Linked DNA regions of Homo sapiens: all the other regions are linked to region 1. Evidence: chromatin contacts called from ENCODE Hi-C or POLR2A ChIA-PET data. All regions are on one chromosome and are shown on one strand. The core of a region is the stretch at or near the end of the contact, and the rest is flanking DNA. Distances in the headings are between cores, read along the strand shown. Region 1 holds the start of FARSB (phenylalanyl-tRNA synthetase subunit beta). Region 2 holds the start of AGFG1 (ArfGAP with FG repeats 1). Region 3 holds the start of MFF (mitochondrial fission factor). Region 4 holds the start of RHBDD1 (rhomboid domain containing 1). Region 5 holds the start of DNPEP-AS1 (DNPEP antisense RNA 1). Region 6 holds the start of GMPPA (GDP-mannose pyrophosphorylase A). Region 7 holds the start of STK11IP (serine/threonine kinase 11 interacting protein).

Evidence for each region. A loop is a pair of places that touch in the nucleus more often than their neighbours do. ChIA-PET counts read pairs that join two places held with the same protein, here RNA polymerase II (POLR2A). Pooled maps may share reads with other maps.
Region 2: a loop to region 1 is called in a pooled map, with 4 times the contacts of the local background. The contact joins the promoter of AGFG1 here to the promoter of FARSB in region 1. A Hi-C loop is called at or near these places in 5 of 50 pooled maps.
Region 3: a map of CD8-positive, alpha-beta T cell shows a loop between it and region 1 (19-fold over the local background). The contact joins the promoter of MFF here to the promoter of FARSB in region 1. A Hi-C loop is called at or near these places in 6 of 168 maps with a recorded cell type or tissue (B cell, CD4-positive, alpha-beta T cell, CD8-positive, alpha-beta T cell and 1 more), 1 of 37 single-sample maps with no recorded cell type and 7 of 50 pooled maps.
Region 4: a loop to region 1 is called in a map of naive thymus-derived CD4-positive, alpha-beta T cell, with 24 times the contacts of the local background. The contact joins the promoter of RHBDD1 here to the promoter of FARSB in region 1. A Hi-C loop is called at or near these places in 1 of 168 maps with a recorded cell type or tissue (naive thymus-derived CD4-positive, alpha-beta T cell) and 9 of 50 pooled maps. POLR2A ChIA-PET finds 5 or more read pairs at or near these places in 1 of 52 experiments (CD4-positive, alpha-beta T cell).
Region 5: a map of CD8-positive, alpha-beta T cell shows a loop between it and region 1 (6-fold over the local background). The contact joins the promoter of DNPEP-AS1 here to the promoter of FARSB in region 1. A Hi-C loop is called at or near these places in 1 of 168 maps with a recorded cell type or tissue (CD8-positive, alpha-beta T cell), 1 of 37 single-sample maps with no recorded cell type and 12 of 50 pooled maps.
Region 6: a map of CD4-positive, alpha-beta T cell shows a loop between it and region 1 (11-fold over the local background). The contact joins the promoter of GMPPA here to the promoter of FARSB in region 1. A Hi-C loop is called at or near these places in 3 of 168 maps with a recorded cell type or tissue (CD4-positive, alpha-beta T cell and naive thymus-derived CD4-positive, alpha-beta T cell) and 10 of 50 pooled maps. POLR2A ChIA-PET finds 5 or more read pairs at or near these places in 1 of 52 experiments (activated T-cell).
Region 7: a map of naive thymus-derived CD4-positive, alpha-beta T cell shows a loop between it and region 1 (28-fold over the local background). The contact joins the promoter of STK11IP here to the promoter of FARSB in region 1. A Hi-C loop is called at or near these places in 1 of 168 maps with a recorded cell type or tissue (naive thymus-derived CD4-positive, alpha-beta T cell), 1 of 37 single-sample maps with no recorded cell type and 11 of 50 pooled maps. POLR2A ChIA-PET finds 5 or more read pairs at or near these places in 1 of 52 experiments (Panc1).

What each region holds. Positions count from the first base shown.
Region 1 is chr2:222,654,197-222,658,124 of GRCh38, forward strand. It overlaps FARSB (phenylalanyl-tRNA synthetase subunit beta), which reads right to left and starts at 1,896. Exons shown (of 17, transcript NM_005687.5): 1 at 1,820-1,896. The coding sequence starts at 1,877. It overlaps LOC124907985 (a long non-coding RNA gene), which reads left to right and starts at 2,237. Exons shown (of 2, transcript XR_007088095.1): 1 at 2,237-2,315. RefSeq lists an enhancer at 1,957-2,006 and a silencer at 2,123-2,319.
Region 2 is chr2:227,470,337-227,474,264 of GRCh38, forward strand. It overlaps AGFG1 (ArfGAP with FG repeats 1), which reads left to right and starts at 1,820. Exons shown (of 13, transcript NM_004504.5): 1 at 1,820-2,252. The coding sequence starts at 2,086. MIR5703 (microRNA 5703) reads left to right here and starts at 1,796; the gene lies at 1,796-1,851. It overlaps LOC124907994 (a long non-coding RNA gene), which reads right to left and starts at 1,763. Exons shown (of 2, transcript XR_007088114.1): 1 at 824-1,763; 2 at 452-653. RefSeq lists an enhancer at 733-1,696 and a silencer at 1,809-2,528.
Region 3 is chr2:227,323,122-227,327,049 of GRCh38, forward strand. It overlaps MFF (mitochondrial fission factor), which reads left to right and starts at 2,130. Exons shown (of 9, transcript NM_001277062.2): 1 at 2,130-2,306. It overlaps MFF-DT (MFF divergent transcript), which reads right to left and starts at 2,043. Exons shown (of 14, transcript NR_102371.1): 1 at 1,997-2,043. RefSeq lists an enhancer at 1,952-2,001 and a silencer at 2,182-2,471.
Region 4 is chr2:226,834,020-226,837,947 of GRCh38, forward strand. RHBDD1 (rhomboid domain containing 1) reads left to right here and starts at 2,035. Exons shown (of 9, transcript NM_001167608.3): 1 at 2,035-2,068. RefSeq lists enhancers at 1,354-1,648, 1,488-1,557, 2,398-2,547 and a silencer at 1,818-2,347.
Region 5 is chr2:219,386,463-219,390,390 of GRCh38, forward strand. DNPEP-AS1 (DNPEP antisense RNA 1) reads left to right here and starts at 2,108. Exons shown (of 4, transcript NR_183823.1): 1 at 2,108-2,334; 2 at 2,425-2,586. It overlaps DNPEP (aspartyl aminopeptidase), which reads right to left and starts at 1,450. Exons shown (of 15, transcript NM_012100.4): 1 at 1,297-1,450; 2 at 608-701; 3 at 430-518; 4 at 203-316. The coding sequence starts at 1,332. RefSeq lists an enhancer at 131-977 and silencers at 1,242-1,481, 1,502-2,021, 2,102-2,251.
Region 6 is chr2:219,496,944-219,500,871 of GRCh38, forward strand. GMPPA (GDP-mannose pyrophosphorylase A) reads left to right here and starts at 1,948. Exons shown (of 13, transcript NM_013335.4): 1 at 1,948-1,995; 2 at 3,013-3,072; 3 at 3,178-3,275. The coding sequence starts at 3,033. It overlaps SPEGNB (SPEG neighbor), which reads left to right. Exons shown (of 5, transcript NM_001286811.2): 3 at 1-173; 4 at 777-918; 5 at 1,108-1,344. The coding sequence ends at 1,246. The region is part of intron 1 of ASIC4-AS1 (ASIC4 antisense RNA 1); the gene reads right to left. RefSeq lists enhancers at 1-187, 188-1,005, 1,006-1,823, 1,828-2,017 and a silencer at 918-997.
Region 7 is chr2:219,595,802-219,599,729 of GRCh38, forward strand. It overlaps STK11IP (serine/threonine kinase 11 interacting protein), which reads left to right and starts at 2,056. Exons shown (of 25, transcript NM_052902.4): 1 at 2,056-2,122; 2 at 2,293-2,379. The coding sequence starts at 2,319. RefSeq lists enhancers at 2,008-2,227, 2,438-2,497.

The DNA of each region.
Region 1 (3,928 bases), core at 646-3,145:
CCAAAAATCTGAAATCTGACATGCTCCAAAACCCAAAACCTTAAAGTGCAGACATGATGTCACAAGTGGAAAATTCCACACCTGACTCCATGTGACTTGTCAAAAACACAGTCAAAACCTTGTTTCATGCAAAAAAAAATTATTTAAAGTATTCCATAAAATTAACTTCAGGCTATGCATATAAGGTATATGTGAAATATAAATCAATTTCATGTTTAGACTTGGTCCCACCCCCAAAATATCTCATTATGTATATGCAAATATCCCAAAATCCAAAATCCAAGACGCTTCTGGTCTCAAGCATTTTGGATAAGGAATTATTAACCTGTACCACATCCCATTAGTGAGAATATGGTTTAGAAGGGCAGGTAAGAAATATAAATAAGCTCATTATAAAATAAAGCGATTAGGCGATTAGAGCCAAGTACAAAGGGTAAGAGTAATACAATACCCTTGTATTTCCTTTACTTTCAGGGACTTATGGCAGAACTTACGAAGAATATCACATAGAGAATAGGTACTATCTAAAAGTACACACTTAGGAAAGATTCTTAAAAGCCAGCTTTATTTTCACTGTAACAGTAATCTTATTCTGGGAAGCGGTGGCTGTCATTAAACCAATTAGGCCTTTGTTAACACACTGAGCCCTAAAAACAAAAAAAACAGCTCTCACGAACCAGTTGGTCCAGCCTTTATACAAGCTAAAAATTATGGGGTGGGGGCCGGGCGCGGTGGCTCACGCCTGTAATCCCAGCATTTTGGGAGGCCGCGGCAGGTGGATCACGAGGTCAGGAGTTTAAGACCAGCCTGGCCAAGATGGTGAAACCTGGTCTCTCTAAAAATACAAAAAAATTACTCGGGCGCGATGGCGGACGCCTGTAATCCCAGCTACTCGGGAGGCTGAGGCAGAAAATTGCTTGAACAGGGAGACGGAGGTTGCTGTCAGCCGAGATCGCGCCACTGCACTCCAGCCTGGGAGTGCAGACTCCGTCTCAAAAAATAAAAATAAAAAAAAAAATAGGGTGGGGCAGCTGCTACGGCTGTGAGGTAACTGATAACTGCATTTAATATCTCCCTCCTTTTTTTCAATGGTTGTGTTTTTAGAACTGATTAAAAGATGAAATGTAGAATGAAGTCTACACCCATTTAATACTCCCCATTCAGGTCTCAGATCAAATGTTACCACCCTATCTAAAGTTGTTCTTGGCACAACACCTTTTCTTTCCTTGATGGCATTTAACATTATCCGAAATCATTTTATTAACGTGCTGGTTAATTGTCTGCCTCCATCAGACAGAACGTGGACCTGACGTGTCGTGTGCACAGCTCTAGTCCTAAGCTCTTAGAACAGTGCCTGACACATAACAGGCGCTCAGGAAACATTAATAAAACGAAGACAGGTGGAATGCCGTTCTCCACCCCGCTGCACAAATCTCTCCTCCTACCCCCTTATAAACTGAGTTCCCACAGCGCTGCTATTGCAATTAACTGGCTACGCTCGGGATGCAACCCCGGGTTTCCTTCCTGTTCTATCCCCTGGCTTGGATGTCGGTGCCAGGCACGCTGTAGGCACTCGATGGCAGATCGCTGAATGAATGACACGGCAAGCCGGGCACAAGCAGTGGCACCGCTGCGATGCCGGTTCCGAGGCTACCACAGCCCAGCCGGACCGCCACCATCATCGGCCTTCCCGCGTAAACCCCGGCCTCCCGGAGCCAAAACCTTCAGGAAGGCATGAATGTCGCCACATTGCCCTTTTGGAGGGAGGCCCTGCCTCCGAGAAGAGGCGTAGGGCCCAACGTATAGGGCCGCCACTCACTGTAGGTGCGGCCCAGGGCTTGGAAGAGCAGATCACGCTTCACGCTGACAGTCGGCATGGTGTGTCGAACTCACTGCGCCTGCGCAGCGAGCTGACCCGGGCTTCCCTAGCGAAGCGCGTAGGACCCGCCTCTTCTTGTGCGTGTTGTCTTGAATATCGCCATTCTGCTGGCAACAGTTCCTGTTCTCTTTTTAACCTAAAAACACTCATCATGCCATTACCTCGCTGATTAAATGTATCTTTATGAGACTAATAGCTTAAAAGCCTGTAAGAAAGATATAATTTGATAGAACTGGCTAGGATTTGTCAGGCATTGTAATGTACTGACCCTGAAGTCCCGGATGCTTCCAGGGCGCTAACGGCCGGGGACGCCCACCAGGTGGGCGGGGCGAGAGTGGGGCGCGTCAGGGAGGGGGTGGGGCCTCCACGTGGGAGATCTTGCCTGGAGGTGGTGGAAATGCGAGTGGAGAGGGTTCAAGGCTTCCTGCAGAGAAAGGTGTGCAAATCCTGGCGGCGGGAGAGGGGCTGTTAACAGACCTCAGTTTTTACTTCATTCTTTAATCTCTCCTCTACTCGTATAAGTGATATACCTGTGCTTTGTTTGAACTTTACGGCAGCCCTATAAGGGAGGCATTGTAAGAGACCTCTTTTTTTGTCTATTTGCTCAGTGCTCTCTGCTGTCAGTGGGCTGTGCTCAGCCCTCTGCCAGCATTAAATTTCCTCCTTAAAACAACCCTGAGTGTAATAGGCTGAATAACGGCCCCCAATAATATCAGACCCTAATCCCTGCAACCTCTAAATGTAACTTTATATGGAAACAGCGTCTTTGCAGGTTAAGTTAAGGATTTTGAGATGAAGATTATCCTGGATTCGAAAGACGAACACTAAATGGAATCACAGTATCCTCATCAAATCATAAAAGGGAGGTTGAGAGAGACGATTTAGCCACGGTGGCAGAGATTGGAGTATGGCAGCCACAACCCAAGGATGCCAGCAGCCACCAGAAACAAAGAGACAAGCACACACTGGGGGTGAGGGGGTGGAGGAGCGGGGAGCATCAAGAATAGCTAATAGATGCTGGGCTTAATACTTAGGTGATGGGATGATCTGGGCAGCAAACCACCATGGCATACATTTACCTATGTAACAAACCTTCACATCCTGCACATGTATCCCTGAAATAAACAGAGACAAGGACAGATTCACGCCCAGCCCATGGGGCAGCCCTATAATGCATGCTGATTTGGGCCCAGTGAAACTGATTTTGGGTTTCTGGCCTCCAGAACTGTGAGAGCATAAATTTATGGTTTAAGTCAGCAAGTTCGTGGTAATTTGTTTCAGCAGCCAAGGGAAACTAATACATCAAGATAGGTACCATTATCCCTGTTTTACAGGTAATGAAACTAAGGCACAAACTGGCAGTTCCAGGGGGAGCCTTGCCCTAATCCTTTCTACTGTACAGTGAGTGAGGGCTTCTTCCAAAGTCCTTCACATGAGGGGAGAAAAGCTGAGCCAGATGTAAGCCACCCTAACTATTAATCAAGCAGTTTTTCACTATACAGTATTAGCTCCCCTCCATGGGAAGGCAGTCCCTTCCCAGTGACCAACATAACAGATTGGCAACACCCCATAAATGGCAAACATCCCCAATGCAAAATACAGCTTTCCACCTAAAATTGGTGCTTTCTGCTCAATTAATAAGCAAAGGACTAGTGCCAGGCATGATGGCTCACACTTGTAATACCAACACTTTGGGAGGCTGAAGTGGGCAGATCACTTGAGGTCAAGAGTTGGAAACCAGCCTGGCCAACATGATAAAACCCCATCTCTACTAAAATTACAAAAATTAGCTGGGTGTGGTGGTGGGCACTTGTAATCCCAGCTACTGGGGAGGCTGAGGACTGAGAATCACTTTAACCCAGGAGGCAGAGGTTGCAGTGAGCCAAGATCACGCCACTGCACTCCAGCCTGGGTGACAGAGCAAGACTCTGTCTTAAAAGCAATAACAACAACAACAACAAAATAGTAATAATAAATAACCAAAGGACTTCCTGCTGACCTGCTCTGCTTTGGGCACTCCAAAGTGTTCTGTGGCCTCTGAACCTCAGT
Region 2 (3,928 bases), core at 570-3,069, 4.8 Mb after region 1:
GTAGCTGGGACTACAAGTGCATGCCACCATGCCTGGCTAATTTTCATATTTTTAGTAGAGACCCGGTTTCGCCATGTAGGCCAGGCTGGTCCTGAACTCCTGACCTCAGGTAATCCACCTGCCTTGGCCTCCCACAGTGCTGGGATTACAGGTGTGCGCCATCGTGCCCAGCCTATTGTTAACTTTTTAGATATGCTAACGGTATCATGGCTAAGTTTGAAAGAGATAAAGTTTTTATTTTTTAGGGATACAAATGGAACTATGTACCATTTAGATGAATGGTACGAAACCTAGAATTTGCTTTAAAATAATAGGAGAGGGGATGGAGGGTTGAGGTATTTATAAAGCAAGATTAGCCATGGGCTTAATCATTGCTGAAAGTGGTCCATGGGCTCATGGTAGTTTGATATTTTCCATAATAGAAAAGTTTAAAAACATTCATTGGCCAATCTATCTGTCCATTTCTTTTAATATTAAAAACATTAATTATTATTAGTAGTATTATATTAATATGAAGTCTCACTTTGTTGATTCACCCAATCCCTTTCATGAGAGATGTGGAGGTTGGTCTTGGCTGTTAGGAAACGTAGATTCTAATCCATTCAACAGCCCAGTGATTTGAGAACTTCAGCTCTCTGGGTCTCCCTGTACTCCTTTGGAAAACGAGAGACGAAGTTGATTGTTGCAGTGGGGATTTGGGTCCTGCAGTCTGGCTGTCTGGGTTGGAATTGAGCTTCGCCATAGGTACCCTTGGGTAAATTTACTTAATCCCTCAGGGTTTCATCTTCCTGTTTTGTAAAATGTAAATAACAATAACGCTCACCTCGAAGGGTTGTTGTGAAGATTACATGAACGATTTCATGTATTCATTCCGTCAACATTGAACACCTAGTCTCCAGCTCTGCGAGGGGAATGGGGTGGAGTGGCACAGAAAATACGGGGGCCAGGCTGTTTAGCGCCTAAAGGGAGAGTCCAGATCACCCATGGTAAACACGAAATAAGATGCAGTATTTCAAATAGCTAGAACTGAGACGAAAATACAACGCAGCAATTTGATGGAGAGCAACTTCGAGAAAGGTGAGCTGCAACATTAACTCGGCTGATCTGGGACAGTCTGGCGGGGGAGGTGACATCTGAGCCCCACCTGACTTAGAGGATGTCAGCTATGGATGATCCGGGTTTCCACACGCAGCAGTTCTCAAGCCAGGTGACTGCACCGCCCTAAAGTTCCCTCCACTTTTGGCAATGTCTGGGGATTTTTGGTTGCCAGCAATGGGAATTGGGGGGTTTGTTCTTGTATCTAGTGGGTATAGGCTAGGAACGCCGCCCAGTATCCTACAGTGCACAGGACACCCCAAGCCCCCCCAAATTAGCTGGCCCAAAGATAAAGAGAGAAGAGCAAGGGCAAAGGTCCTGCAGGAGTCAGAAAGGAGCTTGCTGTGTTCAGAAAACTCAAAATCCAGTGTGGCTGAGTGAGGACGACGAAGAATGAGGTAGACTGGGCTAGACTATGGAGCACTTTTTACGGCACGGTGAGGAATTTGGAATTATACTCAAAGCAGTGGAAAGCCCTTGAAGAGTTTTAAACAGAAGGGGAAGGTAACCCATGTGAAACGCTTTGCATATATAAGCGCTCAATAAATACTGTCTATTATTAATATTATTATCACCATTGTGTCTACCCTACTTGGCTCCAGACCCGGCCCATGCCTCAGCGAGGCCGCAGTGACTCCTCCTGGCCAGCAGAGGGCGCCAGCGGACACTTGGCTACCGGCCGCCCAGGGCGGGCCTCCTCTTGCCGTCCCCTTCCTCGTCTTTTCCCCTCAGGAGAAGTCGGGAAGGTGGCGGCGGCGGCGGCGGTTGTCCCGGCTGTGCCGGTTGGTGTGGCCCGTCAGCCCGCGTACCACAGCGCCCGGGCCGCGTCGAGCCCAGTACAGCCAAGCCGCTGCGGCCGGGTCCGGCGCGGGCGGCGCGCGCAGACGGAGGGCGGCGGCCGCGGCCAGGGCGGCCCGTGGGACCGCGGGCCCCCGGCGCAGCGCTGCCCGGCTCCCGGCCCTGCCGGCCTCCTCCCTTGGCGCCGCGGCCATGGCGGCCAGCGCGAAGCGGAAGCAGGAGGAGAAGCACCTGAAGATGCTGCGGGACATGACCGGCCTCCCGCACAACCGAAAGTGCTTCGACTGCGACCAGCGCGGCCCCACCTACGTTAACATGACGGTCGGCTCCTTCGTGTGTACCTCCTGCTCCGGCAGCCTGTGAGTGCGGGGCGGCCGGGCGGGTGTCGGGCCCTTCCCGGGAGGTGGGGGAGCGGGCGGCGGGACCGGGACCCTTCCGGGGCTGGGAAAGAGCCGGGTGCCGTGGGAGGCGGTCGGGGGCGGCCGTTGGGCGCCGGCTGGCGGGCGCGGCGTGGGAGGCTGCGGGCTGGATGCGCAGGGCCCGGGCAGCCGGGCTGGGGATGCGTTTTCGGTTTTGCCGGGCGAGGGTTTACGTTCTGGGCAGCCTTCGTGGGTGGGACGTGGGCGGGGTTGGGGTCAGGGAGGGGGCGACCGGGGCGAGCGTCCCTGGTCTCCGTCGAGCCTGCGGCCGCCGCCCTCGCTCTCCAGCTACCCGGGGCGCCGGGCTGTGGGGGGTGGGGGAAGACGCTAGGAGGCCGGGGGGGAGGTCCATGCGGGTCCTTTGTGTGCCCCGCCTCTCAGCGGCCCGGGAGCCGCGGTGCGGAGCGAGGCACCTGCTGGGCGCTCCTGCTGGGGGTCGGGGAGAAGCTGGGGTGGGAGGGAGGGACGCCTGCCTCGCCCGTGCCTTTTTTCTGGGTCGAGAGTACCTACGTAACTGGGAGGAAGCAGGCACTTAGGAATAGTAGCAGGATGAAAGCATCTTGATGGCAGATGTGAATCCCCTGGGAAAAGTTCGAAAGGATTAATTGCGGGAGGGGGAGGCAGAGGAGCAGATTTGAAGCTGTGGGATTTTAGTTTTATGGTCCGAAGAGAGTGTTGAGGAGTTGGGGGAAAGTTTTAATGGCAATAAGGTACCCACTAGGAGCTGTGTGATTCTAAATATGATGGAGTTATCTGTGAGATTTATCTGTATCTCGCTATCAATACCCGAGTGCCCTGGCTGTACACAGAAATGAGGAGAGCTAGCAAGTCACCATGATTTCAGAAAGACACTACCGTCCTGAGTTACTGGGATGATTTGTGTTTGTTGTTCTTTGCTTCATTAAGCTTTATTTTGATAAAGATTTTTATTGCCGTGCAATTTCATTCGGAAAATTTGCAGGTGGTTTTGGAATTGATAAAATGCTTTTATATTATTATCTTGTATTTAAAGTTACTAACAACGTGGCAGTTACTAAGTATTTTTAAAACCTTTGCTTGTAAGATTAATACAAAGCACATAATACTTTATGTGGGAAAATTGATTTCTTAAAACTTAGAAAATGCAGAACATGTCTAGTATGTACTATTTGCTTTTTAAAGTTGGGCAAAGAGGCATTATTAGTATTACATGAGTGTTATTTCTTCAGCAGACATTTTTTTTGGTGCCTATTAGGTTGTGTAAGGCCCTGGGGTGTGCCAGTAAATATAGCAAAGTCTTGTTCTCTTGGTTCTTACAGTCCAGTGGGGATGCAAAAGTAAGAAAAATGTCTTGGGCAAGTACTATGCTGAACATGAAAATTGTTTGATAGGAGAGTGCTCATGGTTACTTTTAGGCTGTGTGGCCAGGGAGACACTCTGAGAAGTTGCCAGTTAATAATATTCTCGAATTACTACAGAATCACAGAGCTAGGTGATATCAAGGAGGTAGCCTGGTTCATGCATTTCATTTACAGAAAAAGGAGTTAAGCTAGAAAGTTGTTACTTACGTTGGACAATATTGGTTCCAAAATGAAGCCAATAGAACAATTGTAATTGTATTTGATTTTTATTACATG
Region 3 (3,928 bases), core at 880-3,379, 4.7 Mb after region 1:
TGATGCCCTCTGGGTTGGATTTAGGTGGTTTTTGATCAAGGGGCACTTTAAAATGGCAGTGCTTCTGCTCTGTCAATAGTAGGATATGCCAACCCAAAATATGGCACTTTGGCATAAAGATTATTTTCGAGTCAAAGGCACTTAAAAAAAAAATGCAAAAAGAGCACTGTGGCTTTCCTTTTTCCTTCCTGAAAGCAGGAGATAAAACTTCCGTATGAAAGGTGCCCTCCCTGTATAAGGAGGAAGGGAGATGTTCTCAACACCAGAGACATGGAGTCAAAGCTGAGCTGTATCTGCACAAACTTACCGATTTTCATTTCCACTTTGTTACAACAACCTTTATCTTCTTAGTCACTTCTGCATTAACTGCACTAACCCAAATCTGTTTGTTTTCTCACATTTTCACAATTTACTACTCTTTTTAGCCTTCCCTAGAAAAATGGAGACTCAAAAGCACTTAGGGTCCAACTGTTAATTTGGGTCTCCATTTTTCTAGGGAAGGCTCCAATGTAAATGTAAAAATTACTAAATAAAATTTGTATGCTTTCCTCCTGTTATGTTTTATGTCTCTATTTTACGTCAGTGGAGACTAAGCTCTGATTTTTTTTTTAATCTTGCTCAAATTCCTATCTAAGGGGCCTAGGGATTCATGCCCTACAATCCATAAATTCTCATCAGATGGGTTTTATTTAACCCTATATATTGTGACTTACTTTCCAATCTGACACTGGCATAACGAGACAAGAAACAAAATCAAAATATTTTACCGCAAAACATTTTTTTTAGTTTTTGACATATCTTGAAACGGCTCTGCAAAGCTGTCCTTTGTTGGGGGAAAATCTGCATCTACATAGAATTTCTATTAACATAGCTAGATCATTTTCTTCCAGGTCCTCCCAATCCTAAAGAGATTACGTAAGAATCTAGCACCTTTTAAAGATCTGAATAGGAAACATTTGTCATCCATTGTCTCTAAGGGCAGCCACTATAAGACTTCAAAAGAACCTTGGTCTCCACAATCTTTTATTTTAACCTCAACATTTCCTTTCTATGGGTCCCAGGTCTTCAACTGTCAACCAGAAAATGTTTAAATTTACCTACAGCCTTGGAAGCCCCTGCTTTGAGTTGTCCCACCTTTCTGAACCAAACCAATGTAGTTCTTAAATTTATTTGATTGATGTCTCATGCCTCCCTAAAATACATAAAACCAAGCTGCGCCCCAACCACCTTGGACACATGTTCTCAGGACCTCCTGAGGGCTCTGTCACGGGCCATGGTCACTCACATTTGGCTCAGAATAAATCTCTTCAAATATTTTAGAGTTTGACTCTTTTCCTCATCAGTTTAATTCTTAGGCCCAGCCAAGACCCCAAGAGGGGAGAGGAAATATTTTCACTTTCCCTACACCAGTGTTAAGAAGCCCAAGAACGCAATTCAGAGGGCTTCCCAAATCATTTTGAAGAATGGTAACATCTCTAGAATATCAATTAGATCGTAGGGGAGTACATAAGTCATGTGTACACCTTTAGGTGTTTGTGAAAACCAAGGCATATAAAATATCACATTATTTGGCCTCAGTACATTCCCATACTGACAAGCACTGTACCATTTTTCCCCCGCTCTAAGCAAGGGCTTCCTGGGGGGAAGAGTCTGTGGTTGGGTGTTCAGAAGCAGAGAGTGCTCTCCCAAAGCTAAACGATGCCGCCAACTACTGTGAAACTTAACTTCCCCTCTCCCGGAATTCTCATGGAAGACAAGGTCTGATCAACCGAGGGCTTAAGAAGTATCAAATTGGAACTCATGGAATCACTGGCGGAGCTGATTTACATATGAGAATTCCTAAGCCTCACAGCATAGAAATTTTCATGCCAGATGGTCCTGAAAAAGTTGTTTTAATTGGCTACCAAAGGTTTACCTTGCAAACACCAAGTTCTTAAAGATTACAAAATCTAATAAAGCCGAAGTGTGAATTAAACTTAACCGCAAGAGGAGTCACCTGCGGTCACCTCGTTTCGCCCACAACAAAGATGTCTGCGCATCGCTTACCGTGGAGCCGTTCCAGTGCGTGGGCCACGCGTCCGCCCTTTTCCGCGTCACATGACCACGAACACTCTTCCGCTACGGCTCCCAGAAGGGGCCAGCCCGCGCCTTTCGCGCTTCTGCCCTGGCCCTCTGCGGGCCGCTCCGCCGGTGCTGTCCCTGGGCGCCTCCGTGCTCTCAGCCAACCACCTCTGAGAGCGCCCACTCGAGCGCCCCGGGAGCCAGAGGGCGGGGGTCCTCGCCGGGACCCTCCTGTGGGCCCAGGGGTGAGTGTTGACGTCTTCCCGACCCGCGACCTGCCGCCCGAGCTGGCTGCCAGGCCTATCGCCGCCGCCGAGACCCTCCGGCCAACAGGGACCCGCGGTGGCCCCGGCCCCCCCGGTAGTGTCTCCCTGACCCGAGTCCCGTCCCCGGGCCTCTTGCCTTCAACCCTGGTCTTTCCTCCTCCCCGGGACCTTGAGTCCCCGAGGAGAGCGAGGGAGAGGAGCGTCTTCTGCAGGTGTTTTTGGGCGAACCTCTTCACCTTGTGTGGTTCGGCGTCTCCTTTTGTGTATTAACCCGGACTTTTCCGACTGGAAAATAGGGGTTTGGGAAGCAGCGGGAGTCCCGTGAGCGTGAACGCCGGGCTTTGCAGGTCTTCACTCATCCTTCCCTGCCAAGGCCCTGACACCTTACAGGCTGACCTTAAACCTGCCTTGTTTAAAAGGAGGTTTTTGTGTTGTTTTGTGGCAAGTACATTTTGGAAAAGAAGGGCCTTGTTGGAAGCCCAGGTTGTGGCATCGCGGGTGGCTGCGGGCCACCCTGTCCGTCTGTGAGCATCCCTGCTCGCAGATGTGGCTGCAGGCAGTTGCTCTCGGGTTTCCTTCCAGGAGCTGGGAAGCCGGAGGAAAGCTGCGGTTCCTGTTCCGCCGAGCTTCTGACCTTCCTCTGCAGGACGTGTGCTACTATTACTATCGTAAAAGAACACCCCTGTCTACCTCCCACAAAGTTAGAAGCAAAGGGCATTCTCGAGGGAAGAGCACCCTTTCAAAAGTGACATGTTTTCATTGGAGAACATTAAAGGGGAAAAAAAAAAAAAAGGTTTCTGGCCCTTCTGCCCAAATATAGAACCATTTGTATTCAGGCCTCTCATCCACCGAGAGACTTAAGATGATCACAAATGTTTTGTCTCCCTGCGTGAAAAACATTTTTTCTGCCTCAATTCCGTTGGCTAATGAGAGCCCAAAAGAAAAACCCTTAGGAAAATTAGGACGATTTAGTTATACTTAGTAGTCTTTTCCCATGCAATTAAATTGCTTGGGGGACCTTCTATCTTTTGGTTTCAAAGGCTTGTATATTGGTTTTGCCATTTTTTCCAAAAGGAAATTGTGTTCTCTCCCTTCCTGTCTGATAGAGCTGCCTCCTTTCAGAATTGCAAAGTTTAGTCTTCGCTCTCCTCTCTTCTGGTATTGAAACTTTTCTGTGGGTTCATAACCTTATTTTAAAGTTCATTAATATATAGTTTTAAAAGTTTGCAGTGACTTTTTAAATATAGTTTCTTTGAAAAAGAACTGAAACAGGGTGTGCAGAGTGGCCCATCTGTGTGAACTAGGTCCACGCAGTAGGTAATAAACAACTGGAGGGTTTTTTTTGGTTTGTTTTTGTTTGTTTGTATGTTTGTTTTTGAAAAGTACATAAACATTTGCAACCACAGTCAGTTTGACTCAAGTTGTTTCGGTGACTTCCGAGGCTTTCTGGGTTCCAGTGTTCTAATACAGAAAATGAGAAAGTTGGGCTGGAATCATTGTGTCCCAAAATTGGTACACTTTCCGCTAGTGGCATGTGACTTGACTCTAGGCGGTACGTGGATGAGGATTTTTTTGTAATAGGATGTTTTTGCAATCTGTAT
Region 4 (3,928 bases), core at 785-3,284, 4.2 Mb after region 1:
TTTCACTGATATTTGAAACAGAACATAATTACCTAAGAATATTCTTAATCCGTATATATTTCTTACATTTTAACGAAATTATTGAATTGAGACTTCTTGATTTGTGGCTCCCTTAAAATCACCTCTGCATTTGATGTATTATACGGACAAGAAAATGATGCAATTATAGAAAGATGTAGAGAGTGATGGAGAATAGAAGATAAGATTAATATTAATTGAATGGATTCATATGATTGTGGTTCAGAAGGATAAATGAGGACTTCTTCCTTTTGAGAAATTACACATTTCCCCCTCTAGGGAAATACAGAAAATACCTCTATAGGCAATTTACTTTTCCCCGCATTCATTTGACTTTTCATGTCCAGAAATGCAGTTTCTCATTGTCAGTTGAGCTTTTGGAGGAGTATATTGTTTTTCTAGGAAAGAGGTAACTTATGAGTCTTAATGAACACGTACAATTTGCTAAGAATCTTCTTTGTCACTTGAAAGTCATATGTACACCCACACCTATGCATGAGCCACATTTTCACTTAAATTTCAAACTCCAAAATAAATATTTCTATGAAGAGTTTTAATACACAATGGCAAAAGATAAACTCTTCTGGTTTAGGCAGTTTTTGTTTTAGCAGACTATCTAAACACAGCTGCTACAACTTCCAATAAACAAAGAGTAACACTAAACCACCTGTATTCGGATACTCGGATTCCTTCTTGGAAAAAGAGCATCTTTACCCTAGCTATCAGAAAATTCCATACCAAATAGTAAGATTTTTTTTTTTTGAGATAGAGTCATGCTCTGTCGCCCAGGCTGGAGTGCATGGACGCGATCTCACTGCAACCTCTGCCTCCCGGGTTCAAGGATTCCCCTGCCTCAGCCTCCCGAGTAGCCGGGATTACAGGCGCCCGCAACCATGCCTGGCTAATTTTTGTATTTTTAGTAGAGACAGGGTTTCGCCATGTTGGCCAGGCTGGTTTTGAATTCCTGACCTCCGGTGATCCGCCCGCCTTAGCCTCCCAAAGTGCTGGGATTACAGGCGTGGGCCACCGCGCCAGGCCTGTTGTTGTTTTTTAAATAGAGACAAGGTCTCACTATGTTGTCCAGGCTGGTCTCAAACTCCTGAGCTCAAGCGATCCTCCTGCCTCGACCTCCCAAAGTGCGGGGATTACAGGCGTGAGTTACCGCGCCCGGCTGTAAGATAGTTTTTTCATATCCTATTAAATATATATAGCATTGCAACATTTAACTTAGCCTAACTCCTACAGCTAAACATAAAACTTGCTCCCGAGTAGCAAACAATTAAAATGGTATCAAATTATGTATTAATCGAAATTCTATTAACTGAAATATGAAACACCTAAAGCCCTCAAAATGGGCAAACGTTGCGTGGTGCAGTCCCAGACCCAAGCTTCTGGGAGTGAAAGGTGCACCCGCGACCTTGCCTTGCTGGCTGGCTCTGGGACTCTGCGATAAGCCGCCCTCCGGTTGTCTGCGATAGCTCCTGAAGCAGGAGAGTGTCTTTCCCACCCTCCGCCTAACAGGCGGTATCTGACCCTTCCAGGCAGCAGCTCCCCAGCCTCCGGCTGCGCTGGGGCCCGGAAGGACGAAGCTTCCCGGCAGAGAACCTGGGCAGAGGCGTCCGTTGGGTAGGCGGCCGCGACCCGCTCGCTGCTTCTCCCCTAGTCTTCGGGTCCCTTGAACGCAGGTCGCTTGTTTGCCTTACGCGTAGTCAGCGGCCAGTGGCTATTTATGGCAGTAAGGAATATTATCCACATTTCACATGGAGCTTAGAGGACAGGGCGAGGGTCCACACTCTCCTTACTGCGCTCTGCCGCGGTCCTGCCCCGCTGTGCCCTCGCGGCCCCCTTAGAGCCACTGCCGGCGCACGCGGTCTGCAGACAGCAGAGCGCGGGCGCGCACAACTAAGCATGCGCCGCGGCCGAGCCGTCCGCTTTAAGGCCCTCCCCTCCCGCACCCGGCCCCAGGAACCCGGGGCGCCCCGGATCGGGAACGTGCGTGATGACGCACGTGCGCGCGAAGACGTGGGGACGCAGGCGGGTCGTAGAGAGCGTGAGTTTCCGCGTCTGTTTGGTCCGGCTGCTGTCGTTGGTTGTGAGCGGCATCTCTCGCCGTTTCCCCGGGCTGCGGGAGCTGGCGGCCGGGCTGGGGCTGCTGGGCGGAGGTCGGCGCCTCCCGGGGGGCTAGGGCGAGGGAGGCATGGCGGGGCTGGAGGCACAGCCTCCCCGTCCGGGGCAAGTCCGAGAGCGGGGAGGGCGTTTCCTGGGGTAACTCCACCTGGGGTCTTGTCGAAGTTGCCGCATCTCCGCCGGACCGCACGGGAACGACGTGCCCACACTCGGAGGAAGGGGTTGGCGCTGAGCGAGTTTAAAGGGTTCCTTTTGAAAGCAGGAAGTTTGAAGTGACGTTGCATCAGCAACAGAGCATGCAGTTTCAGGTGCTCTCGGGACAGCTTTCAGTTTCTCAGAACAAGTCTAAGCCTCACCGCAGTAATAACTTTTATTAGAGGACAAAAAATCCGCCAAAGTAAACCCTTTCTGTCCAACCCCTAAAAACCTTTGGATAAACGTTTACAAGAAACGGATCACAGCCTTATTTGTTTTTCTAAACTGAGCATAAACTCTTTTGAAGACTCAGCGTTACTGTCAAAATGAATGAGTGCCTGCCTAGTTATGATTCAATTATCGAGGTGTTTGGGTCTCTGCAGTACACTCAGTGACTCCCAGGCTTTTCTTTTTTCTCTTTGAAATTGCTTATTAGAAGGCTTTATCTAATTTCTCACAGTTGTGTGTCTTTTTGAGGTAGTTCTAATAAACTTTAAAGGCTTCTGGTTTGCTGCAGGCCTGCCGTCGCTGTGGAAAGCAAGTATTCTTTCAAAGAAGAATAGAAGTGCATTGGTTTCTAAATAATCCCAGGACGCTAGGATCAGCATCACTTGGGAACTTCTTGGAAATGCACATTTTGGGGTCTTATCCCAAACTTACTGAATCAGAAATATATTTTAACAAGCCTTCCAGTTGATACCAATGCACCTGGACGCTAAAGTTTGAGAATTAATGGCGTAGTGATAACACCCATTGTGGAATCACATATAATGGAATTTGAATTGAAGTAATTCCTAGATGGAAAAACTTGGACATGTTACCTCACAGGGCTGGAATATGAAGATGCAAGAAAAATGTTTAACACAAAACACATAGAAAACCCTCAAAGATGTTATTAAGTAACTTATTAGAACTGCATAAAATAAGTACATAGTTTGTGCTGGAAGGATTCTTCAGCGGGGTAGATATGAGCTGTAGCGCATGGATATTGGGACTGCTGCTTAGAGGGTATTTTGTTTACCTCGGGATTCTCAATTCTGTGTAGTCAAGGTTGTTGGATGCAGGATATTCAGTTAAAAGTTAAAGCAGTGCATACTAATGCTATTGTGGTTGTAGGATTTTTAAGAATAGCATTAGTATTTATGTTGAAGAGTAGTTTTTAATTCTTTGGCCTTCTGATCTCTTCAGCTTTGTTTGGAGACAGTCTCTTTCTGCCACCCAGGCTGGAGTGCAATGGTGCAATCTTGGATCACTGTAACCGCTGCCTCCAGGGTTCAAACGATTCTCCTGCCTCAGCTTCCCAGGTAGCTGGGATTACAGGCGTCTGCCACCACGCCCAGCTAATTTTTGTATTTTTAGTAGAGACGGTTTCACCACGTTTGCCAAGCTGGTCCCGAACTCCTGACCTCAGGTAATCCACCTGCCTCGTCTTCAGTTTAGTTATACCTTCTTTGACCCAGAATTTGGTAAAGACCAGAGGTAAGCACTAGTTTTAGAGTTGAGAATTATTGTAACATAGTGACTTGCAAGCGAAAGCCAAGGCTGAATATGTTTCTGTCCTTATCTTTGTTTCCCATATGTCGTACAA
Region 5 (3,928 bases), core at 858-3,357, 3.3 Mb before region 1:
ATGAGACTTTGGCTACTCATAAGTAACAGACAGCGAATATTAGTGTCACATGAAAGGCTCAAGGTGTGAAGGAAGGGGCCAACAAGTTTACCTTCTCCCTTACTCCAGGGGATAGAGGCCCCAGTTTGTACCTCCTAGTTCTCTTTTGCCCTGTACTCCCTCTGACATCTCCTCCCACCCCAACACCGTCCGAGTTCCTTACCCGGAGGCAGGGGCTGTCCGTGTGGGCCCCGATGAGGCTGAAGCCATTGCCAGGAACGTACTGGCCCCCTACAGCAAAAGCTATGATGGTGGAGGAGTTCCTGGTCATGAAGTACTGAGGAGAAGGGGAGGAAAGACAGGGGTGTGAGTTGCATTACTCAGCTGGCACACAGGGCTTGGAGACCAGCCTAGGGACCTGCCTTTCCACCCCCACCCCACCCCCAGTACCTTGCTCTCGGGCTTAATATTCCATTTCTCAGTCTCCTTGAGTTCACTGAAGCCAGCCTGGAGAAGGCGGTTGCGGCATTCAGCCACAGCTGTGGGAAAAGCACCCTCTCACAGCGATGGAAGCTGGTGAAGGGCGCATCAGCCTCCACCCTCCTCCCTTGCCCTGGCCACCGCTTACCATGGAAAGGAGAGGGACTCCGGTTCACGAACTTGAGGAGTTCCTTAGCCGCAGTCTGCACCGCCTCTTTGCGGGCCTTACCGTTCATGGCCACCTAGGGGAGGGGGATGCTCAGACTTTTACAAGGTCTGGGACCCCTGACCTTTCACCCAGGTTCCGAGGATTCTCCCATCCCCACCCCCAGAAGTGACCACTCTAAGGCACAGACCTCTGCTTCCGCCCGTCCCCACCGAGAGACCCAAACCCAGGGCTGAAACTCCGTTGAAAGCTTCAGCCCGCCGGCCCAGGATCATGAGCCAGGCCCGCCCCTTAATCCGAACTTTAGCCCGACTCCCTAAGTCCCGCCCCCATGTCCCTGCCCAGCTAGGAAATCCTGTTCTGCTCCCAAACTCCGGGATCCCAAGCGGGCCCCATACTCTGAGGCGGCCTGCATCACGTGCGCGTACCCAGCCCGGAGCCAAAGCCCTGTACCCCAAGGAGCACCCTGACTCCTCTCTCGCACCCACCTAGTCTCTCGCAGGACTCCCCCTTCCAGTCCCGGGAAAGTCGTCAGGTCACCCTCCGCGGGGCTTTCGGTTTCGCTTTGGGTCAGGCGGCCCCACTGCAGCACCGCGCTAAGCTTGGGCCCCGGAGGGCGCCGGACCCGGTCTGGGATCGAAATTCAAGTGGGGCCGTCGGGAGCCACTTACCTGCATGGCCCCGCGCGTGGGGCTGTGTCCGCTCATCTGGCCTCCGGGCTCGGCCCGCCCCCACCGCGCCGCCTGCCCCGCCCCTCACTAGCTTTGCAGGTCCCCCGCGTGCCCCTTCAGGCCGCGCCGCACTCGTAGGCCTTCATCACGCTTCCCCGGCCGCGCCGCCCCGCCCCATGTTTGGCCTCCCCGCCCACCTCTCCCCGCCCCTCGGCATCCGCCCCGCCCACCTCGGTCAGCCCCGCCCCTCGGCGGGCTTACCCTGTCCGCTCCGCCCCTCGCTGGGCACCACCACCCGCCTTGCCCCGCCCTTGCCCCGCCCCTAGCTTGGCCGCACCGCCCGCCCCGCCCCGCCCCTCGCCAGGAAGCACCGCCCGCCCTGCCCCTCGCAGGGCTGCACCGCCCGCCCCGCCCCTCGTCAAGCTTCCTCGTCCGCCCCGCCTCTCGCCAGGCTGCACCGCCCTCCCCGCTTTGTCCCGCCCCTCACCAGGTTTCCCCCATCCGCTCCGGCCCTCGCTGTACCCCACTACTCGCCCTGCCCCCGCCCTTGCTCCGCCCCGCCCTTCGTCAGGCCTCCTTGCGCTCCCCGCCCCTTGTCAGGCCGTGCCGCCCACCCCGCCCCGCTCCTCGCCAGGCTGCTCCACCCGCCCCGCCGCTCGTCACGCTTCCTCGTCCGCCCCGCCCCTCGCTAGGCTGCACCGCCCGCCCCGCTTCCGCCCCATCCCTCTCCAGGCCGCGCCTCCGCCTCCGGCCCGCCCTCGTCTCCGCCCCTGCGGGGGCTGCTCGTTAGGCCCCGCCCTGCACCCCCGTCACCCACGCCGCGCGACCCGCAGCCGCCGCCAGGGCCCTCTGCTGCCGCGGAGGTGCTAGGACAGCCGCGGACGGCCCGCCTCCCCGTGCCCCGGGCCTCGAGGCCAATAAAAAGCTCGCCCCTCCAGCTCACCGGGTCCGACGGGTACGGTACAAAGTGCTGTCTCTCGCCACAGCCACCTTTGTGACAATAAAAGCAATAAGGCTAATGTCCATGGGGCGCTCACGGTGAGCTTTAGCTTTATGATAAAGATTGGCCTGTTACCTCGTTTAATCTTCACAACTGCCCCATCAACTATGTACTCTTACTGTCCCCAGTTTATGCATGAACAGAGAAAGCTGAGATACGGAGACTAGTGATCCGTCGAGGTAATAAACGGCACAGGTGGGGTTTGAACTCCATCAGTTTGATTGCAGAGGCCTGGAACAACCCTACAGCCTTCTCTCAGATCTTTTCTGGACCTTTTTCTATGCGCTTTGGTAAGTGTTATGTTACACGGGAGGTCCACAAGGGACACAGAAGTTGACTTGCCCAAGATCACATAGCTGTTTGGGTGGATCTGGGATTTGACTCTGATATCTGTGCCCTTTCCATTTGTTAAAAACAACAGAAAAACAAATTCCACATTATTGGCAGTTCCAGTATTCCCATGTCAGGAGTAGTGAGTAGCACGTTTAAACCCCATGCACCTTCCTAGCTGCAGGAACTGATCAGGACTCTTGGTGGCCTCTAGATCCAAAACAGGGCCCAGCTACCAGGGGTTCAAACAAAATTCCAGAGATCACAGGTTTATGGAGCAACCTGCCGTTTATATACCTGGGGTGGGGAGTGACAGGGTGGGATGGGGAGAGGCTGGAAAGGTCCTGCAGCCCTCACTTCAAACTAGTAGATATGGCAGGGGAGTTTTCAAGAATTCACCCACTAGGTGCTGGCTTAAATTCATGGCATTCCCTAACCGTTTGTTGAAATACCATTATGGGCCTGGCGCAGTGGCTCACGCCTGTAATCCCAGCACTTTGGGAGGCCGAGGCGGGTAGATCACTTGAGGTCAGGAGTTCGTGACCAGTCTGACCAACATGGTGAAACCCCGTCTCTACAAAAAATACAAAAATTAGCCGGGTGTAGTGGCACGTGCCTGTAATCCCAGCAGCTACTTGGGAGGCTGAGGCAAGAGAATCGCTTGAACCCGGGAGGTGGAGGTTGCAGTGAGCTGAGATCGTGCCACTGCACTCCAGCCTGGGCGACAGAGTGAGATTCTGTCTCAATAAATAAATAAATAAAATTATGTATAAAGCTCAATGCTGAGCAGGACATGGAGAGAGCATTCTTGTCCTCTACCTCCTGGGGAGGGGACACATTCAAGGAGGACAGTGAAAGGGCCGAAACAAGGCTACAATGTATAAGGGAAGGAGACAACCTGAATAAGGAACCACCTTTAATGTTCTTTCTGATCACAGAAAAGAGTACATGCTTGAGTAAGAGATTCAAACATCACCAAAATGCATAACTTAGAAAGTGAGCCGGGAGTGGTGGCTCACGCCTGTCATCCCAGCATTTTGGGAGGGAAATACAGAAGTGTTCCTATTCAAATCAGAAGTGAGACATTGATGAGCTATTACTGCTGCTAGACAATGTGGAGCTGTAGTCAGAGCCAGTACCACAAAACAAAATTAACAATTCTATATGTGCAAAAGTAAAATTGGTCATTATTTATAGATTATATGATTATCTAGAATCCCCAAGAAAATAAACGATCAAGCTATTATTAGAACTGGTAGGAAGGGTAGCCTAATTTAAAAAACACTGACTTTCTTGTACAAT
Region 6 (3,928 bases), core at 698-3,197, 3.2 Mb before region 1:
TAAGGACGGCAAGGAGCTACGTGACGGTCCCAAGTACCGCTACGTCTTCGAGGACCCTGACGTGGTGGCACTGGTGGTGCGCGACGGCGAGCTGGCAGACCTGGGCCAGTACAGCATCAACGTCACCAACCCCTTCGGCCAGTGCTCCGACTCGGCGCGCATCCTCGTGGAAGGTACGCGCGCCCCGGGCGCAGCGCCAGGGCGCAGACCAGCACCACTCAGCCAGAGCCCGCAGCCCGGTCCAGCTGCGCGTGTTTACCTCTGGGCCTAGCTACAGGGTCCCCGCCAGCCCAGCTCTGGGCACGGCCTGGGGCGCATCGCCGCGCCAGCCAAGTGCGTCCTTCCCTACCTCGGGATCCAGCTCCACCCGGGCTGAGCAGTCAGCTGTGGACTTCCATCACGCGGCTCCGGGTCCCCAAGGTCACACAGCAAGCCAGAGGCAGAGCCAGGGTTGGACCCGGGTCTTCTGGCTCCCAACTCTGGCAATTTCCACTACCCGGAGCGGTCTCTGAGGCACCGCGAGATGTGTGAACATTCAGGGGCTTTCGCCCGCCTTATCTCTCTTGATCCTCTATTCGACCCCGAGAAGTAGGAGAGGCAGGGATAAGTCCCTTTAACAGCCAAGGAGATGAAACCAGAGAGGCTAATGATTTGCTCAACGTCACACTGCGAGTTTAAATGCATCTGTATTTAGTGCCGGGTATTAGCCGGTGAGGTGATGCCCTGCCTCATCTCCGGGTCCTTCACGGGGTTTCGCTCCCCTTTCCTTCCGCTAGTCCCGACGAAGATTCAAAAGGGACCCGACAACACTAAGGCGCGCAAAGGCACCACCGTGACGCTGACTGCGGAGATCCTGGGAGAGCCTGCGCCCGACGTAGGCTGGACCAAGGACGGGGAGGACATCGAGGAGGATGACAGGCGAGGGCCGGGACCTGCGGCACGGCCAGGGCCTGGGGCTGGAACCTGGGTGGGACTGAGCCCAGAAATCTGGCTGGAGTGACGGGGGCGGGGACTGGGCAGCGAGGAACAGAGCTGGCTAAGGAGCCCCGCCCAGTGCGCCCGTGTACTGACCACGGCTCCGCCCTCCTCCCCGCCGCCCTTCCGCAGGGTGTTCTTCGAGATCGGCAGCACCACCACGACGCTGACCATTCGCCGGGCCACGCCTCAGGACAGCGGCAAGTACGAGGTGTACGTGGAGAACAGCCTGGGCATGGACCAGAGCTTCGCTCGCGTCGACGTGGCCTGAACGGCACCCCCGGACCTTCCGCCCTGGCGCCGAGCCCGGGGGTGGTGGGACCCACAGCCCTCCACCAGCTTGCTTAATAAAGCTGCTCTCTGACCCTCCGCGTCTGTCCTGCTCTTCCGCGTCGCCATTCCCTCTCCCCCGCACCAGCGCCCACACGTATTCCAGACCCCCACGCCAAGGTCACAGCCTGTTGGAGTCACAGGGAGGTCTGGAGAGCGCCTAGCGCCGTGCTGCATTTCAGACAGTCAAACTGATAAGAGTTGCCCTCGCCGTCCAAGGCGCCCTCACTTCCCAGCGGTACCGCCGGCTGGGCCTGGGACTCCGCCTTCTCCGCTTTTGAGCGCCTCCAGCCCCAGCCCCTTGTGGCTGTTTGCCCCTGGCCCCGCCCCTTCCAGGGCTGGCCACACACCCCTGCTGTCCTTAGTCCCGTTTTCCTGTGGGACCCAGTTCCTCACTTCGGCTGCTGCCCCGAGGCCGATTCCCCAACAGCTCGGGTCCCAGTCTTAAGTTCCAGGCTGGGCTTCTCAGGCCCCACCCTTCTTCGCATTTAACCCCGCCCCGCGATCCCTTGGTCACACCCCTGGACTTCAGCACCTCTTTCCTCTCCCATAAAGTTAGAAAGCGGGTAAAGGGTCAGACTACAATTCCCGGCAGACCCTGCGAATGAGTTCTCGCGACTTGCGAGAAGACACGTGCGCGGAAGGAGCTTGCAGTAGCGGGCGGCAGAGCTGGAGTGAAGGGAGCTAGTGGTAAAGGGAGCTGGTGGAGGGGTGGCGGCAGGGGTAAGGGGCAGGGGACACCCTCTAGACGGAGAGCGGGCTCCGAGGTCCTGGCTGGCCCTCGGTGCGCCCGCCCCTGTGTTGGTCCCACAATCCCTGGCAATGAGAGGCCAGGGTTTATTGGACAGAGTCAGTTGTGGGGTTCAGAGGGTCAGCAATCAATCAATCCTCCGAATCCAGAGATTTAGACCCAGTCGTCCGTATTAGGACTGGAGGGGGGTCAATAGGTTCAGTGTTTGAGATGCCAAGGGAACCTGTCTTTTGATTTGGGGTTCAACATACAGAGGTTAGTTTTAGGATTCATGTTTAGCATATAGAGGATTTTTGCTGGGATTAGGGGTTCTTCAAATTCAGATCAGTGTTAGTTCAGTACTTGGGGATTACGTTCAGGATTTAAGTTAAATATCTGAGGCTCACTCAGGGTTTGCTGTCCAATATTCAGGGTTCACTATTGGGGTTCAGGGCTTAATATCTAGAATGAAGACGCAACACTTTGGGAATTTGAGGCTTCAGTATTTTGAGGTTTGGGTCTGAGAAGGGAGTCTCTGCCAGGTTTCTGAATTTGCAGAATTTGTTCATGGCCAGAGGGAAGTCTTTTAGAGATCAAATTGTGGGGTGTGAATTTCAGAATTTGGGAGGAATCACTGTGAGGTTTGAAGGCCGACTGGAATCTGGGTTGGGATTTGAGATGTGTGGGATTTGTGAGGTTCTGTCCAGGCAGGGACTATATTGAGCTTTGGGTTTACATCTTGGGGGAGGGCTAAGTGCTGCTATTTGGGGTTTGGGGTTTGGTTGGGGTGTGAGATCTGAGCTTGATTTCTCTGCTGGGATTTGAGATGTGTGGGATTTGTGAGGTGTTGGGTCCAGGCAGAGACTATATTGAGCTTTGGGTTTACATCTTGGGAGAGGGCTAAGTGTTGCTATTTGGGTTTTGGGGCTTGGTTGGGGTAGGAGATCTGAGCTTGATTTCTCTGTTGGAATTTGAAGTTTAGGTAGCAGTCACCATTATGCTCAAAGCGGTGATCCTGATTGGAGGCCCTCAAAAGGGTGAGGTGCCAGGGGAATGGGGGGAGGAGGTTGGGCTGGAGTGGTAGGCGGGATGGGGGCAGAGGAAGGCAGGAGGCCGAAATGTTCTCCTCTCTCCTCTCCCAGGAACTCGCTTCAGACCTTTGTCTTTTGAGGTGCCCAAACCATTGTTTCCTGTGGCAGGGGTCCCTATGATCCAACACCATATTGAAGCCTGTGCCCAGGTAACCTCAGGGGCTCCCCTCTCTCACCTCACTTCCTGCTTATCTTCATGCTGTTTCCCCCTTTCCCAACCATGAACTCTTCCCACCAGGCATAACTCCAAGGACCATCATTCACAGATGACAATGTGAATGGCGCCCCCTCAAGTTATGCTGTGCAGCTGCCCTGCTGTCTTCCCCTAATCTAGTTTCTCATCTGGCCTCTTCCTGCTCAGATTTCACTCCTATTTTTAAAGTGTGGAATGTGAGATCAGGCAAGGATCTTGGAGACAATGTAAAGCCGTAGCATGGAGACTCTTAATGATAACCAAGCACAAATTCATATCCTTGATCACATTGTTGCTCATTTCTTTATTGCTTTTCGTATTGAGCCAGGCAAGGTTTTGGTTTGAATTCAGTCTCTGCCTGCTGTGAGGTCTGCAACAAATAACACACCCTCTCTGACACTCAGTTTCCTTATGTGTAAAATGGGGGTGATTAGACCTACCTTGTTGGGTGGTGAAGCTTAGAAATGATATTTGTAAAATGCCTAGTACAACGCAGACCCTTGATAAATGGTACCCTTACCTCATGCTGATCTCAAGCTTAGGCTGACAGATAATAAAAATGGCCGGGGGGGAGGGGGCGGGGTGGAAATGGATTAATGCAGCTTGGTA
Region 7 (3,928 bases), core at 806-3,305, 3.1 Mb before region 1:
TGGGATTAATAATTCAACAAAATATACTGAGCTCTTACTCTGACTTTATATTTGCATACTAGTTAGCTGTTGTAGGGGCTGAAAAGTTGTGATGCCTTTCTTCCTCATCATAAGGGTCAGAGCTCGTATAACAAGATAGGTTAAGAGAAAAATCTAAAATAAACTAAGAAGTTTATTTAATCAAAGTTTTACATGACATGGGAGCCTTCAGAAATGGCTACCCAAAGAGCCAGGGAAAACTTGTTTTTAATGCTTAGATTCTATGAAAAATGGACAGCCTGCAGTAATGTGGTTGGGCAAAAAGTGTGCCACTTAATAGTAACAGACAGCAGGTGGAAACCCAACGAGGTCTTTCTGTGTAGCATTCCTTCCTCCCAGGTATGAGGCAGGATCTCTTCCAGAATGAGGGTCTTACGGCCTATCAGACAAGGTAGGCCAGAGAAGTTCTTTACGGCCAGCTTGTTTTTTGGACTGAGTTTCCCTCCTGTTGCCCAGGCTGGAGTGCAATGGCGTGATCTCGGCTCACAGCAACCTCTGTCTCCCGGGTTCAAGCGATTCTCCTGCCTCAGCCTCCCGAATAGCTGGGATTACAGGCATGCACTACCATGCCCGGCTAATTTTGTATTTTTAGAAGACACAGGGTTTCTCCATGTTGGTTGGGCTGGTCTCGAACTCCCGACCTCTGGTGATCTGCTGGCCTCGGCCTCCCAAAGTGCTGGGATTACAGGCGTGAGCCACCGCGCCAGGCCACGGCCAGCTCTTACATAGAAAGGTGGGGGGAAGTTTAGGTTTTATGGCTGGCTTTGGGGGAGAGGGCTTCTAGTTTCTGTGACTCATCTTGGGGAAGAGGAATTCTGGTTTCTATGGCTTGCCTTGGGGAAGAAAGAAGGCTGGGAGACAGGAGGGCAGGAAAAGGTCGGAGAGACTGTGCCTGAGGCCTTCCAGTCTCTTTTAGTTCAAAATAGTCAGCATACCAAAGCGCCGTATTTTGGGGTATTGTTTTTCTGAGCTCAACACTGCTGCTTCGGATGTATCTCCACTTACTTTATTTAACCTAAAAGGCTTTCAGCTCAGAGCACAAGTAGTATGCCATGAATGCGAAATTGTGTGGTTCAAATATTCAAAATATTTGAAATATTTGCCATTTCAAATATTTTGTCTTGAGAAAATAAAATCTTTCAAATCTGGCAACTTGGGATAAAGATGACTATGATCCTATCCCTCCTTTCAACTGGCTTAGGATTCATTTTGATTTTCCTCTGTAGAAATGGGGCGCTTCATGAAAGAAACTCTCTCTGAAAACCAGGAATTCTGTTAAAAGACCTTTTTGCTAATCTAGTTCAGTAGTTGACGTTAGCATTTGACGGGGAGCCTGGTGAAAGCTACCATGAGAATTCGGAAGCAAGAAACTGGCAGTCCTGGCGCTACTGGTTACTAATTGAACGACCTTCGCAAGTAACCTAGCCTCTGTGAACCTGTTCTCATTTTCAAACGCGGTTGAATAACTACTTTTCAACTAGGATGTTATGAAAGGTAATAGGGTAAAGACAAAGGACTAGGTTCGCGTGGAGCCCAGTACTGCTGAAGGAAAGATACACGAGTTTGGAGGGAGTCTAAGGAAAAGGAGGCAAAGGACCCCGGAGGTTATATCCTCGGTGGCCTCAGCTTTTACACGATCTAAGTCCATCCTACGGCGGATACGCTCTCCTTTCACTGGAAAATGACTGTTTGCGTTGAAAAAATTTTTATCTAACAAAGCTCCATTTCTCTAAACTTTGCTTCCCCGCCCAGTTTGCAAACGAGTCAGGGTTTCCTCACCGGCGCGGTAGGCTCGCCGAAAGCCAAGCGGGAGCCCCAGGCTGCGCAGGGCGGGGGAATAATGGGTGCCCAGCTCCGGGCCAGGAAGCCCAGGGAACCACTGCAGCCACCACCGCGGTCAGGAGACAGCCCCCGCACCGCCCCTTTTCGATTCGTTTGCATGATCTACGGCGCGGTTTCCGGCGGCAGAGACATGTTTTCCGGTCGTCCCTTGGCTCGATTTTCTTCCGGGGCGGGACTTCCTTTCCATCATTGATAGGCGCCGGGCAGCTGAGCTGGTAGGAGGACCAGACGGGGAGGTTCGGTATGTCTGACCAGGACTTATGTTCCTCGAAAGGGCGGCCAGGAGGATGCTCTTCCTCTCTTTTCTTTCTCGCCTTTTTCTCCGCATGACGCCTCGGTTTGCGCGGACGCCCTGGGCTTTTGGCACTACCGCCCACCTGAGGCTCTTCCGCTTCCTCTTTCCCCCCCCAGGCTCCGCCCCCCAGCGTCCCGTGGCCATGACGACCGCTCAGAGGGACTCCCTGTTGTGGAAGCTCGCGGGGTTGCTGCGGGAGTCCGGTGAGTGGACTTCCGGTTGGGCTGGGCCTCGGACCTCGGACGAGGTGGGGGTGGTGCTTTCTGGAGACACGCCCTGAGAGTCATGGAGTTACGACTGGTAGGGTCACCAGGTGTCAGAGTTCAATTTCTTTACTTTTCCCAGGTTTGTTCGCCCTTACAGTGTCCTTTGCCTGTGATAGCCTAAACTCTAGCCGTCCTTTGAGGCCAAAGGGCGGTATCCCTCCCTCCGTGCCTTCTCTGACACTGTCAGAAGGAAGTGATCATTACCTGACTAAAAGCCCCTCAGGACCAGGGACTGATCTCGGTCATAATCATTATTGTGTAGCAAGGTACTAAATACAGTAGATAGAAGCACGAGATTTGGAGTCGGACCCACTTGGGTTGGAATATCAACCCTCTTTCAAACTTGCCATACTGTTTCCTGAGGCTCAGTTTTCCTCACAGATTGGCATAGTGATTGTACTTAACATTTGTGGGGATTCGTTTTAATTCATGTATTTAGTACAATGCCTGCAAGTATAGTAACTGCTTACAGTTGGGAGCTATTGTTATTGTAATGATTTCCCTGATGCTTGGCACTGTGCCTGGGCATAATGGAGCCACAGTAGTTGTTGAATACTTGGTTGGCATTAGTTGTGGTAGAAAAAGCCTTGGCTTTGAGATCAGATAGGAGAAGTAACTTCCTACCAATTATATGATCTCCATCAAGATTTTTCACTTTTTTGAACCTCAATTTTCATATCTGTAAGATGGGGTTAATAGTGCTTCTCTTTGAGAGATTCTGAGAAGGTTTGAATGAGATACCAAAGTCATCTGGTACATACTACAGTTAATGTTAGCTGTCCTCCATCACTCCATGCTCCTATTGACGATATCTGTGGAAGCTCTCTTTATAGCAGTTTTCTTTTCTTTCTTTTCTTTTTTTTGAGACAGAGTCTTGCTGTGTCACCCAGGCTGGAGTGCAGTGGCGCAATCTCAGCTCACTGCAACCTCCACCTCCTGGGACGAAGTGATTCTCCTGCCTCAGCCTCCTGAGTAGCTGGGACTACAGGTGTGCACCACCATGACCGGCTAATTTTTGTATTTTTAGTAGAGACGGGGTTTCACCATGTTGGCCAGGTTGGTCTTGAACTCCTGACCTCAAGTGATTAACCTGCCTTGGCCTCCCAAAGTGCTAGGATTAAAGTCGTGAGCCACAGCACCTGGCCAGTAGCAGTTTCATTTCCTGGCTTGTATTGATAACTTTGCAAATGTCTTATATCCTTCTCTGGGAGGAGACAACTAGGAGGCCCTTTGAACGTGGGAAGAGTCCTTGAACCATGTCTGTATCTATCCTCAGTGTCTAGTACATACAGAATCCTTCATGTCAGGTTGTAGGACTTGTTAATTTATTCAGTGATGAATGGTGGGTGTGTGAATGTGTGACTACAAGGAGGTAGCAGGAGAAGAGCTTTGTGGCAGCAGAATAGTTTTGTATCTTGATTGCGTGGCTGCAGGAATTTATATAAACAGCATATAGCTATATATACATATTGTACCAACATCAGTG